Linked DNA regions of Mus musculus: region 1 is linked to region 2. A link is a contact called in ENCODE Hi-C data. All regions are on one chromosome and are shown on one strand. Each heading gives the region's core, a stretch centred on a gene start or an enhancer-like site at or near the end of the contact. The rest is flanking DNA. Distances are from core to core; before and after follow the strand shown.

Region 1 (6,268 bases), core at 3,471-5,970, about 20 Mb after region 2:
GATGACTGTAGTTTTTGCCAAGTTGTCAGAAATCTAACCAGGACAGTGGTACACATCTGTAATCTCAGTGTTCAGGAGAGAGAGGCAGGAGGATCAGTTGAGCAGTAAATGTAAGGCCAGTCTCATGACACCGACTCAGAAAACAAGAACAAATAAACAACAGCACAACCCTTTACAACCCTCCTGCCTCTGCCTCAGAAGTGTGGTCTTTGTCTTAAGAGCAACAGGAAGAAAGTCCTTGGGATTTAGGAAGATAAATGAGCACCGTGGTTCCTGTTCTATTCCTAGGAAGAGACACCATGACCAAGGCAGCTCTTGTAAGAAAAAATAATAAAATTAAAATAAAGCCCTTAATTGGGGCTGACTTACAGTTTCAGAGGTCATTACATTATTTCAGCATGGAAGCAGGTGAAGAGAGGACGACGAGGAAGAGGAGAAGGAGAAGAAGGGAGAGACTGGCCTGGTATGGGCTTTTGAAAAATCAAAACCTACTGCAAGTGACACACCACCTCCAACAAGGTCACACCCTCTCAGCCACAAATCCTAATCTTTCTCAAATAGTGCCAGGCCCTAATGACAAAGCTTCAAGTATATGAATCTGTGGAAGCCATTCTTAATCAAACCACCACAGTGACTAATCAGATTTTCATTTTAAGAGACAATTTGAGATGGCTCAGCACTTAAGAGCCCTTGCTACTCTTCAAGAGGTCCCCGGTCCAAGGCCTTGAACCCACACAGTCACTCACAGCTGTCTTAAACTGCAGTTCTGGCTGATCCGACACCCTCACACAAACATATGTGCAGGAAAAACACTAATGCATATAAAATTAAAAATAAATTATTTTTTTAAAAAGAATTTGAGCCGGGTGTGGTGATGCACACCTTTAATCCCAGCACCTGGCTGGGAGTCCGAGGCCAGCCTGGTCTACAAAGTGAGTTTCAGGACAGCCAGGGCTATACAGAGAAATCCTGTATCAAAAAAAACAAAAACAAAAACAAACAAACAAACAAACAAAAGATAATTTAATCACATGTATTTAATCCCAGAACTCTGAAGAATAGGGCAGGATAATCTCAGTGAGTTCAAGGTCAATCCAGTGTGCATAGCAATTTCTAGGCCATCCAAGGACCATATAGTGAGACCCTGTCTTAGATGGATGGATGGATGGATGGATGGATGGATGGATGGATGGATGGATGGATGGATGGAAGGGTGGATGGCTGGGTGGAAGGGTGGGTGGATGGATGGATGGAAGGGAGGATGGCTGGGTGGGTAGGTGGGTGGGTGGATAGAAGGGTGGATGGACATGCAAGATAGATAAATAGATAGATAGATAGATAGATAGATAGATAGATAGATAGATAGATAGATAGATAGATATAGATAGATAGATAGATAGATAGATAGATAGATAGATAGATAGATGGTACGAGCTATATTTTAGAATTCTTTACTGGAGAGAACACAAAATATTGGCTGGGAAATGCCTCCTCATGCACAAAGACACAACATACATACAATTTTAAATAAAAATACAATCCTTTTTAAAAACACAAAAAGAAGAAAACGAATAAGGGAAGAGAGGGCAGGGAGAGGCAGGAGAAGAGAATGGGAGAGAAAGGTTTTCTAGGTAGTTTTTAAGGAGTGTTTCTTAATTTATTTGAATGAGGTAATAGGCCAAAATATTTGTAGATCAAGTCATAATTCATAATGTGTTAATAAACATGCATGTCATTTATAAAAGACAGAATAATTAGAGAATTGCAGCTCATCTTCTTGAAAGGAAGAGACAATGCCAAGGTTATCCCAGAAGGTATAGAAAAGCCCACATTTCCACCTTCACCCTGAGCAGTGGGCTGCCCTCCCTGGGAGGAGGTGGCTTTGGGCTCAAACAGGGCTGAGCCCCTGCTGCCTGCTGGAGGCATTTGCTGGCAGCTTCCCATGCCTCTCCTAGTGACTTTGTCCCTTCAGCCAAGGGAAGTCTGGGCAGCACAACCCCATGCTGTTTTCAACAGAGGCATTCTAATCTATTTCTTTCCTGTGTCCCTATATTCCAAAAAGTATTCCTGTAAGTAAAGGATTGAATGGGATATCATATTTCTCTTTCACGAGAGAGAAAGAGTGGGGGGAGGGAGAAGGAGAGAGAAGAGAGGAGCAAGAAGAGAAAGAGGAGACAGACAGAAAGAGAGGAGAGGGAGAATGAGAGAGAGGGGAGAGAGAGAGGGAGAAGGAGAGGAGAGAGGGGAGGAGAGGAGAGAGGGGAGGAGATGATAGAGGGGAGGAGAGGAGGGAGGGGAGGAGAGCAGACAGGGAGGAAAGAGGGGAAGAGAGGAGAGAGGGAGGAGAGGATAGAGGAAAGGAGAGGAGAGAGGGAGGAAAGAGGGGAGGAGAGAAGAGAGGGAAGAGAGGAGAGGGGGAGGAGAGGAGAGGGGGAGGAGAAGAGAGGGGGAGGAGAAGAGAGGGGGAGGAGAAGAGAGGGGGAGGAGAAGAGAGGGGGAGGAGAGGGGAGAGGGAAGGGGGAGGAGAAGGAGAGGGGGAGGAGAAGAGAGGGGGAGGAGAGGGGGAGAGGGAGGAGAAGGGGAGAAGGGAAAAGAAGGGAGAGGGAGGAGAAGGGGAGACAGAAGAGGGAGGAAAGGGGGAGGGGAAAGAGAGGGAAAAAGAAGGTAGAGGGAGAAAGGGAAGAGCAGCAATAGGCAGAGGAGTTTTTGAGGCACTGAAGAGAGAGGAAAGGAAAGGGGAGTATTAATGGTAAAAATTCATGACCCACGTTCCATCCCCCATGTCCCCATCCTGAAGCTGTAGAGTACAGGCACTAAATAACAACTCTGATGACGTCATCACCACACGGGTCATGGGCCAGCTCTGGAGGAGAGGCTCTCCAGTGGAACGCAGTGGGTTCTGTTCGACCCAAGTCTGCAGCAATAGCTTTACTATTACAGCCCAAAGGCTGTACCACCAGTCACTGACTCTAAATGTCTGTTACAGTGAAGGCAACCAGGATGATGAAGTTAGATTTAGTACTCAGGGTCGGCTACCTGCTCAATCAAATTACACACGGCATATGCTGTGAAACCACAATCATTTTCACAATCTTAAATCACAGACATATAAAAACACTTAATGGCTAAACATCCGAGGTCAGGATAACAGCACCTCCTTTCTTTCTATATACCCACTGCTACAGTCCCCAACTATCAGTGTCCCTACCCAGATCACTTATAGATCAACTTCTCACATGCCCAGTTCCTGACAGTTACTGGCCTGGGCTATAGAGTCAGATGGTCTTGACACCCTGAGGCTTGCTCTCTGGGAACCCCAAGGAAGGAGGCTAGAGAAGTCACCATAGGAAGGGAGAGAGAGGAGTGGGGGAAGAGAGAACGAGAGAGAGAGAGAATTCGTGGAGAGGATGAGAAGAGAGAACTCCAAATAGATTGGACCAGAAAAGAAATTCCTCCCGTCACATAATAATCAAAACACCAAATGCACAAAACAAAGAAAGAATATCAAAAGAAGTAAGGGAAAAAGGTCAAGTAATATATAAAGGCAGCCTTATCAGAATTACTCCAGACTTCTAATCAGAGACTATGAAAGCTACAAGATCCTGGGCAGATGTTATACAGACCCTAAGAGATCACAAATGCCAGCCAAGGCTACCATACCCAGCAAAGCTCTCAATTACCATAGATGGAGAAACCAAGCTATTCCATGACAAAACCAAAGGTACACATATCTTTCCACAAATCCAGCCCTACAAAGGATAATAGATGGAAAACTCCAATACAAGGAGGGACACTGCACCCTAGAAAAAGGAAGAAAGTAATCTCCTTTCAACAAACACATTAGAAGATAACCACACAAACATAAAAATAACATCAATAGCAACTGGGAGCAACAATCACTAATGGCCGAGAAGCAACACTCTTACATGTTCAACACTTAGTCCCATTGCTGATGAGATTGCAAGCTGGCACAACCACTCTGGAAATGAGTCTGGCAGTTCCTCAGAAAATTGGGCATAGTACTATCAGAGGACCCAGCTATACCACTCCTGGGCATATACCCAGAAGATGCTCCAACATTTAATAAGGATACATGCTCCACTATATTCATAACAGCCTTATTTATAATAGGCAGAAGCTAGGAAAAAAAATAAAAAACAAAAAACAAATGTCCCTAAACAGAGGAATGGATACAGAACGTGTGGTAGGTACATTTACACAATGGAGTACTACGCAGCTGTTAAAAACAATGACATCATGAAATCAACAGGCAAATGGATGGATCTAGAAAATATCATCCTGAGTGAGCTATCTCAGTCACAAAAGAGCACACATGGTATGCACTTACTGATAAAGTGTGGATGCTTCAGTCCTACTTACAAAATAATCAAGGGAAGTAGAGGGTGGGAAGAGAAGAGAGGGAGGGTATGGAAAAGAGGGTGTAGTGGCTATTCCTGGTTGTCAATTTGACTATATTTGGAATGAACTACAATCCAGAATTGGAAGGCTCACCAGTGACCCTTATCTGCAGTCTTGGAGATGGAAGATTCTGATCTGGACCTTGGTAGGGAGATCTTGAGGCATAGTGGCTATGGATTCCAGAAGATTGAATCTCCGAGTTCAAGGTAATCCGGGATTAAAGGTGTGTTTCACCACACCTTTAATCTGGGATAAACCTTCTGCTGGAGACAATATAAGGACATTGGAAGAAGGGAGTCTTGCTCTTGCCCTTTGCCTGCTTCCTGTGTGAGACTGAGTAACGACTAGATCCTTGGACTTCTATTCACCACTGCTGCGACTGAACCATTGTTGGGAATTGGGCTGCAGACTGTAAGTCATCAATAAATTCTTTTACTATATAGAGACTATCTATAAGTTCTGTGACTCTAGAGAACCCTGACTAATACAGAGAGGAAGAATCAGGTATGGGAGGAGATGGAGAAGATGTACAGAGGGTCAGGAAATTGAACACAGGTGTGTAGCAATGGGGGGGGGGGCGGGGAGTTGGGGGCAGCAACCAGAAAGTCCCAGATGCCATGAAAGCAAGAGCCTCCCAGGACCCTACAGGGATGACATTAGCTGAAATACCATGCAGAGGGGAGGGAGAACCTGGAGAGACCATATCCAGAGGTTAGGCAACCCGACAAACACACACACCCCGCTTGAGGGATGGGACCACCCACCCTGCTCCAACGTTTTAACCCAGAATTGCTCCTGTCTAAAGGAAATATAGGGACAAAGAATGAAGCAGAGAGTGAAGGAGAAGCCATCCAGAGAGTTCCTCACCTGGGGATCCATCCCACATGCAGATACCACACTCAGACACTAGTGCAGATGCCAAGAAGTGCTTGCTGACCTGAGCCTGACACAGCTGTGTCCTGAGAGGCTCTGCCAGCTCTCGACCAATAATACCGATGCTCGCAGCCAAGCATCGAACTGATCCAGGGACCCCCAATGAAGGAGCTAGGGGAAGAACTGAAGGAGCTAAAGGGGCCTTATTAGGCATCAGTAGGAAGGGAGGCCCTTTGTCCTGTGAAGGCTTAATGCCCCAGTGTATGGGAATGCTAGGGCAGTGAGGTGGGAGTGGGTAGGTGGGTGGGGGAGCAGCCTCATAGAAGAAAGGAGGATGGGATAGGGGGTTGCAGAGGGGAAACCAGGGAAGGGGTTTACATTTGAAATGTAAGTAAATAAAAAATTTTAAGGTCTTTCAGCGGAATCGGGATCATGGCGACCACGACCAGGATGGCGACGTCTGGCTCGGCGCGGAAGCGGCTGCTCAAAGAGGACGGCATGACCAAAGTGGAGTTCGAGACCAGCGAGGAGGTGGACGCGACCCCCACGTTCGACACCATGGGCCTGCGAGAGGACCTGCTGCGCGGCATCTACGCCTACGGTTTTGAAAAACCTTCAGCGATCCAGCAGCGTGCTATCAAGCAGATAATGAAAGGGAGAGATGTCATCGCACAGTCTCAGTCTGGCACAGGCAAGACGGCCACCTTCAGTATCTCAGTGCTCCAGTGCTTGGATATCCAGGTTCGAGAAACCCAAGCTTTGATCCTGGCTCCAACCAGAGAGTTAGCGGTGCAGATTCAGAAGGGTCTGCTCGCTCTGGGAGATTACATGAACGTGCAGTGCCATGCCTGCGTTGGGGGCACCAATGTCGGGGAGGACATCCGGAAGCTGGACTACGGGCAGCATGTGGTGGCAGGCACGCCGGGACGCGTCTTTGATATGATCCGCCGGAGAAGTTTAACGACACGGGCTATCA
Region 2 (6,060 bases), core at 3,395-5,894:
ATTTGCCACCAGCCACACAGGTCGTTCTCATCAGTGCCACACTGCCTCATGAGATCCTGGAGATGACCAACAAGTTCATGACCCACCCCATCCGCATCCTGGTGAAGCGTGATGAGTTGACTCTGGAAGGCATCAAACAGTTCTTTGTGGCCGTGGAAAGAGAGGAATGGAAGTTTGATACTCTGTGTGATCTCTACGACACGCTGACCATCACCCAGGCCGTCATCTTCTGCATCACCAAGAGGAAGGTTGACTGGCTGACAGAGAAAATGAGAGAAGCCAATTTCACTGTGTCGTCCATGCATGGAGACATGCCCCAGAAAGAACGAGAGTCTATCATGAAGGAGTTCCGGTCAGGTGCCAGCCGGGTGCTCATCTCCACAGACGTCTGGGCTCGGGGCCTGGATGTCCCTCAGGTGTCCCTCATCATTAACTATGACCTGCCCAACAACAGAGAACTGTACATTCACAGAATTGGAAGATCGGGTCGGTATGGACGAAAAGGTGTGGCCATCAATTTTGTGAAGAATGATGACATCCGGATTCTCAGGGACATCGAGCAGTACTACTCCACCCAGATAGACGAGATGCCCATGAACCTGGCTGACCTCATCTGAAGCTGGTGCTGGTGCACCGAGGCCCTGTTTGGAAACAGAAGCTTCTATTTAATGGGGTTGATTGATATGAACTGTCTTCTCGGAGTCCCTCGGGAAGACCCTCAGCCTCCGCCATCTTTTCTAATGCACGTGTAAATAACCCAGTGCTTAACCTTTTACATTAAACGTGGTCATTTTCCCCTGGGGGAAAATTTTTTTTAAAAAGAAACAAAAAAAGTAAATAGTATATGATTCTGGCATAAAAATTTTAAATTATACTATAAATATTTTAAAATAAAAAACTTAGAGTGGGTGGGAGAGCGTGTGGAGGACTTTTGGGATAGCATTGGAAATGTAAATGAAATAAATAACCAATTTTAAAAAAAAGAAAAATAAGAAACTAAAAGAGAGAGAGAGAGAGAGAGAGAGAATGTCACAGGTATAAAGAGATTTCTAAAGAGCTGGTAGTTTTGCTGTAGGATCAGGCTGGTAAAGACACTTTGTATATAGTTAAGAAAATAAAATTGGGCTGGAGAGATGGCTCAATAAGACAAAAAGGCCACCAACAAATTGGGAAAGGATCTTTACCTATACTAAGTCTCTGACTCTTTTACCTGCTTTTGGGATTCCTCCTGCTGCTGGATTGCCTTGCCCAGCCTTGATGCCTTGATGTGAGGGTTTGTGCTTGGTTTTATTGTATCTTGTGCCCTTTTTTTTTTTTTTTTTTTGGTTGATATTCTTGGGAGACCTGGGGTTGGGGTTGGGATCTGGGGTAGAGGGGAGCTTTGGGGAGAGACTGGGAAGCGTGGGGGAAGGGAAAGCTGTGGTAGAGATATATTATATGAAGGAAGAATGGCCATAGTATCTTGACTCAGTATAGCCTGTAACTGGACATAAATGTCTTTCACTGGTGAATGGAAAACTTTTTTTTTTAAGATAGTGAATATAAAAGAATAAGCCACAAACTCTGAGGCAGCATCAAGGACCTCACACCTGCCCTGAGGAGTAACAAAGGCTAAGTGAGAGGGACACCTGCTGTGCCGGGGTCAGGAACAAGCAAAAGTGATTTTTTTTTTCCTAAGAAGGAAAATGTAATTTGATCCCATATTCTGGGATCTAGAATGCCTTTTTCAGGAAACTAAGGATTATATTCTGTTATTAAATTTAAGCATGCTTACAGCTCGGCTCTAGACCATACAGCTCCACAGAAAGTGTAGTAATTGTTTCCTTATGCTGAGAGCTCTTTTCTTTAAGGCGACAAAGGAATTTGTAGCAACATGGGAAATGACAAAGTCTGGGAGGTGATTCCATTACTGTCCTTTGTATAAACCCCATCTGTATATTTAAATTTCTTCATTTTAAAGTATGTAAAGTGTGGGGCTGGAGAGATGCCTCAGCAGTTAAGCATACTTATTTGCTACCAGAGAACCCAGGTTCAGTTCCCATGATCCATGTGGCAGGTCACAGGTTTGTAGCCTCACAGTTCCAAGGGATTCTGGTTTCCTCTTCTGGCATCCAAAGGCACCAGGCTTGCACATGGTACACATACATACATGTGGGCAAACACCACATGTAAAATAAAATTAAGCAAATCTTTGAGGTAAAATAGGTACTTTCTAACCCTGTGTTTCCTCACATATGTATTACTGGGAGACATGCCAAATATACCTCTAAAGACCTTCCCAGAGGATGGTACGGGCTACTGAGAATGAGGTCAGAAGGTTGTAGAATGCTAATTAGAATATTCTCCTGAAATTTTCCATTTCCAGCAAACAAACAATGAAATGTCTCCTGGGATTCTGTTGATATTTTATTTTTGAATCCTTTCCCTCTAATGAATGTCCTAGAGGTTTGTCCTTTTGGACCCTGTGTGACTTCACCCATGACAGTACACAACCCTGTGGTAGTATATAATAGTGCATAATAATAATGTTTATAAATATATTCTCATTTATGACTGCAATTATTTTCACCTCTCCAGCATGGTCTTCCATAACTAGTTGATAAGAAAGTAGCTACCAACCTCCACAAACAAGATTTAACATTTACTGTCCTCTTTCCAATGATTTCTTTGAATGGATATACAACCTGTCAGGTGTGACATTCATGTTAGTCTATGCCTTCAGGCCCAATATAAAATTAATACACTTTGTGGGATGAGTGTGCTATCCATGTCCTATGGAGTGGGTGACTATTCCATAGAATATGAGTATGTTCTGGATTTCTAGATGATAACTCCCTCGAGTACTAGTGCAGGTTTGGGTTTTATGAATTGCCTCAAAGGGTCTAGAATTTGCCTGTCAGGTTTCTGTAAGGGAGAGAATGGCTGTTAGTTTCCTCAGGTTTAGAAATCTCTTTATTTCTTAAAAATAAGTAGTCTTAATGATTTTTCTGTGGTTTGAAATATAAAGCAAGCATTATTTGTTTTATAGGTCAAAGACATACAACTCTTGGTGAGACTGATCTTTTATTTTTATTTTATTTATTTATTTATTTATTTATTTATTTATTTATTTTTGTTTCCTAGGAGAAAGATTTCGGTTTGTGGGAAGAAAGAACATCTACCCAGGGCATCTCTTTGCTGGGAGCTGCTTGCTGGTAAGTGTGTTGCAGAAGGGAGGATGTGTGATTGAAATAGAGGTTAGTCCTGACTAAGCCAGCACTGAGGTTCTGCACAGTGAAAGCTGCAGATCTGGGCAATCAAGAAACTAAGGCAAACTAACTTGTGACGAGTTTTCACTGGAACGTTTCACTCAAATGCCCACCCTTCCCCCTTGAGCAGTTACACACCATTCTGCCTTCTACTGGGCAATGGCTCTTAGAAAGTTAGTTTGTCTTCAGTGATTGACTTCAAACACAACGGGATCATTTATTAACAATGTTCACAGGAAGGGGAGGATCATGGGCAAACTGTGGAGGCCAGCAGAAGCAGACATGCCTCAAGGGTGGTGGAAGGCACTGGACACTGAGTTACACACTACATTTTTCTTCTTTGTGCTTGGACTGCTTTGCCATCTCCATCCCTAGGTCCACTTAATCTCAGCCACTGGATTATCACCAATCTCATGGAAGCAGGCATTTGAGCTCCTTCTGGGAAGTGGGAAATAACACATTTGGACTTTGTTTAAAACCCAGCTTAGAGTGTGACAGTATGTCTATAGCTTTTAATGTTAACATTAATACTGTTTTAACATTTAGTTTTAACATTAATACTGTTTCCAGAGGCCACAGTCATCACATAGGAGGGCTTCATATCACAGGTCCACAGTCTAGAAACTACCACTATTTTCTATAGGGTGGCACTTGTGATGTTGTGTGATACTAATATGTTTCTTTCATCTTCAAAACTATGACTCTCTGTTTTATTCTTTATCTTAAGTGAGATGATCCAAAGGTAATATTTTAAGAATATATAATTCTAAACATCAATACAAAACCAAACTATAAATTTCACATTTGTATTTCAGAAATGAGAGAAGGGAAAAAATCTACAATAAAATATTTTAAAATTAGAATATGACTCCTTAGAATAAGGGTGAGCAATTTTTTGAACATTCTCAAAAATTGAAAATAGGTTCTCTTCTCATACATTACGTCCCAACCATAGTTTTCCCTCCCTCAATTCCTCCCAGCTCCTCCCAGCTCCCCTCTCCCCTAGACCTACTCCCACTCCGTTTCCCTTCAGAAAAAAAGCGGGTCTCCAAGAGACAACCACCAAACACACAAAACAAGATACAGTAAGACAAAGCAAAAACCCTCCTAGTGAGGCTGAACAAGGCAGCCCAATAGGAGCAAAAGAATCCCAAGAAGTGAGCAAAAGAGATAGAGACACTCCTGACCTCACAGTAATGAATCCAACAACAACAACAACAACAACAACAACAACAACAACAAAAAAAAAATCAAGCTAAGAGCCACAACAAGCTGAGAACCTGGTGCGGCCGTGCAGGTCCTGTGCTTAGGCAAGCAACATTTAAAAGCAGTGACCACCATTAAATTATTTATTATTTGGTGATAGCAGGTTTGTCTACCAGATCAAGGAGGGCTGATGGCAAAAGAAGTGGAGGTAAGGATGAAGGCGTGGAATGAGACAACAGTCCTGGAGTTTGTCCTGGAGGGCTTCCTTGTGGCTCAGCACCTGGGCAAGGTCCTCTTCCTCGTGCACCTGCTGGTGTATCTGGCCTCAGTCACAGGAAATACTCTCATCATCGCCATCACGTGGTCCGATCCTCGCCTGCAGACCCCGATGTACTTCTTCCTCAGGAGTTTCTCCTTTTGCGAGTGCTGTTTCATCTCCACCGTTATCCCGAAGCTCCTGGCGATCTTTCTTTTTGGAGACAGAACAATTCATTTCACTCCCTGTATCATCCAAGCGTTTTCTTTTTTGTTTCTTGGGTCCACAATTTTCTTCCACATGGCTGTGATGTCCTTGGATCGCTACCTAGCCATTTGCAAGCCTCTGCGCTACCCAGCCATCATGAACCCCAGGGTCTGTTTCCTTCTGGTTTTCTTCAGCTATGTGCTTTCCTTCATCCTAGTAACCGGTGTGATTCTGAGGCTTTCCAGGCTGTCTTTCTGTGGCTCCAATGTCATTCCCCACTTCTTCTGTGACCTTGGCTCCTTAATTCATCTCTCCTGTTCAGACACCAAATCTCTTGAAAGCATGGCCTTCGGTGTCGCTGTGGTTGTCCTTTTCACATCTGTCCTTGCGGCTATATTTGCATATAGCAACATACTAATCTCAATCATGCGTCTTCCATTGGCCAAGGATCGACAGAAAGCTTTCTCCACCTGCTCATCCCACCTCATCGTCCTCTCTCTGATGTATGGCAGCTGTGTGTTTATATATGTGAAACCGAAGCAAGTGAGCAGGCTTGAATCCAACAGAGAGGCCGCTCTCGTAAACACGGTAGTGACGCCGCTTCTGAATCCTGTCATCTATACTCTGCGCAACAAGCAGGTCCACCAAGCTCTGAGGGACGCACTATCCAGGGTGAACTTACAGAAATAGTATCATCTGCTCCGGAAGGTGAGTCTTCTTGGTCATCTAATTGAAATTCCTCCACAGTGGAAACCCTTTCTATAATATCTCTATAGTGATTTAGTTTGTGCCAATCTCACTAGATCTGTGCTTACTTACCTTCCAATGCCAGTTACAACTTGAAAAAAAAATCATACACCACCTTGGGTTGACAAATATCTTCCCTTATTTCTATTCCTTGGCCTCATATTGGTCCAACCCAGACAGCATTTATAGAGAGCCCATAAATGGATTAAATAAAACAATATTAACAAAAACATTGCCCTGTTTGTTTCTGTGAATCATATGTTTGCAGGTTCAGCCAACAGGGATACAAAAATATTTGGATGTGTGAATTAAACATGCTTACATGGGATTGATAACATGTAGTTAGTATAAGTAAGTTAGACATGATTGAAAGGTATTTGAAGATTGCATAGATTG

Evidence for each region. A loop is a pair of places that touch in the nucleus more often than their neighbours do.
Region 1: a loop to region 2 is called in a map of T-helper 17 cell, with 93 times the contacts of the local background. The contact joins the promoter of Eif4a3l1 here to the promoter of Olfr214 in region 2. A Hi-C loop is called at or near these places in 10 of 37 maps with a recorded cell type or tissue (ES-E14, Patski, T-helper 1 cell and 5 more).

What each region holds. Positions count from the first base shown.
Region 1 is chr6:136,322,819-136,329,086 of GRCm38, forward strand. It overlaps Eif4a3l1 (eukaryotic translation initiation factor 4A3 like 1), which reads left to right and starts at 4,721. Exons shown (of 2, transcript NM_001142734.1): 1 at 4,721-4,830; 2 at 5,703-6,268. The coding sequence starts at 5,725.
Region 2 is chr6:116,551,783-116,557,842 of GRCm38, forward strand. It overlaps Olfr214 (olfactory receptor 214), which reads left to right and starts at 4,645. Exons shown (of 1, transcript NM_146759.1): 1 at 4,645-5,607. The coding sequence starts at 4,645. The coding sequence ends at 5,607. It also overlaps the pseudogene Eif4a3l2.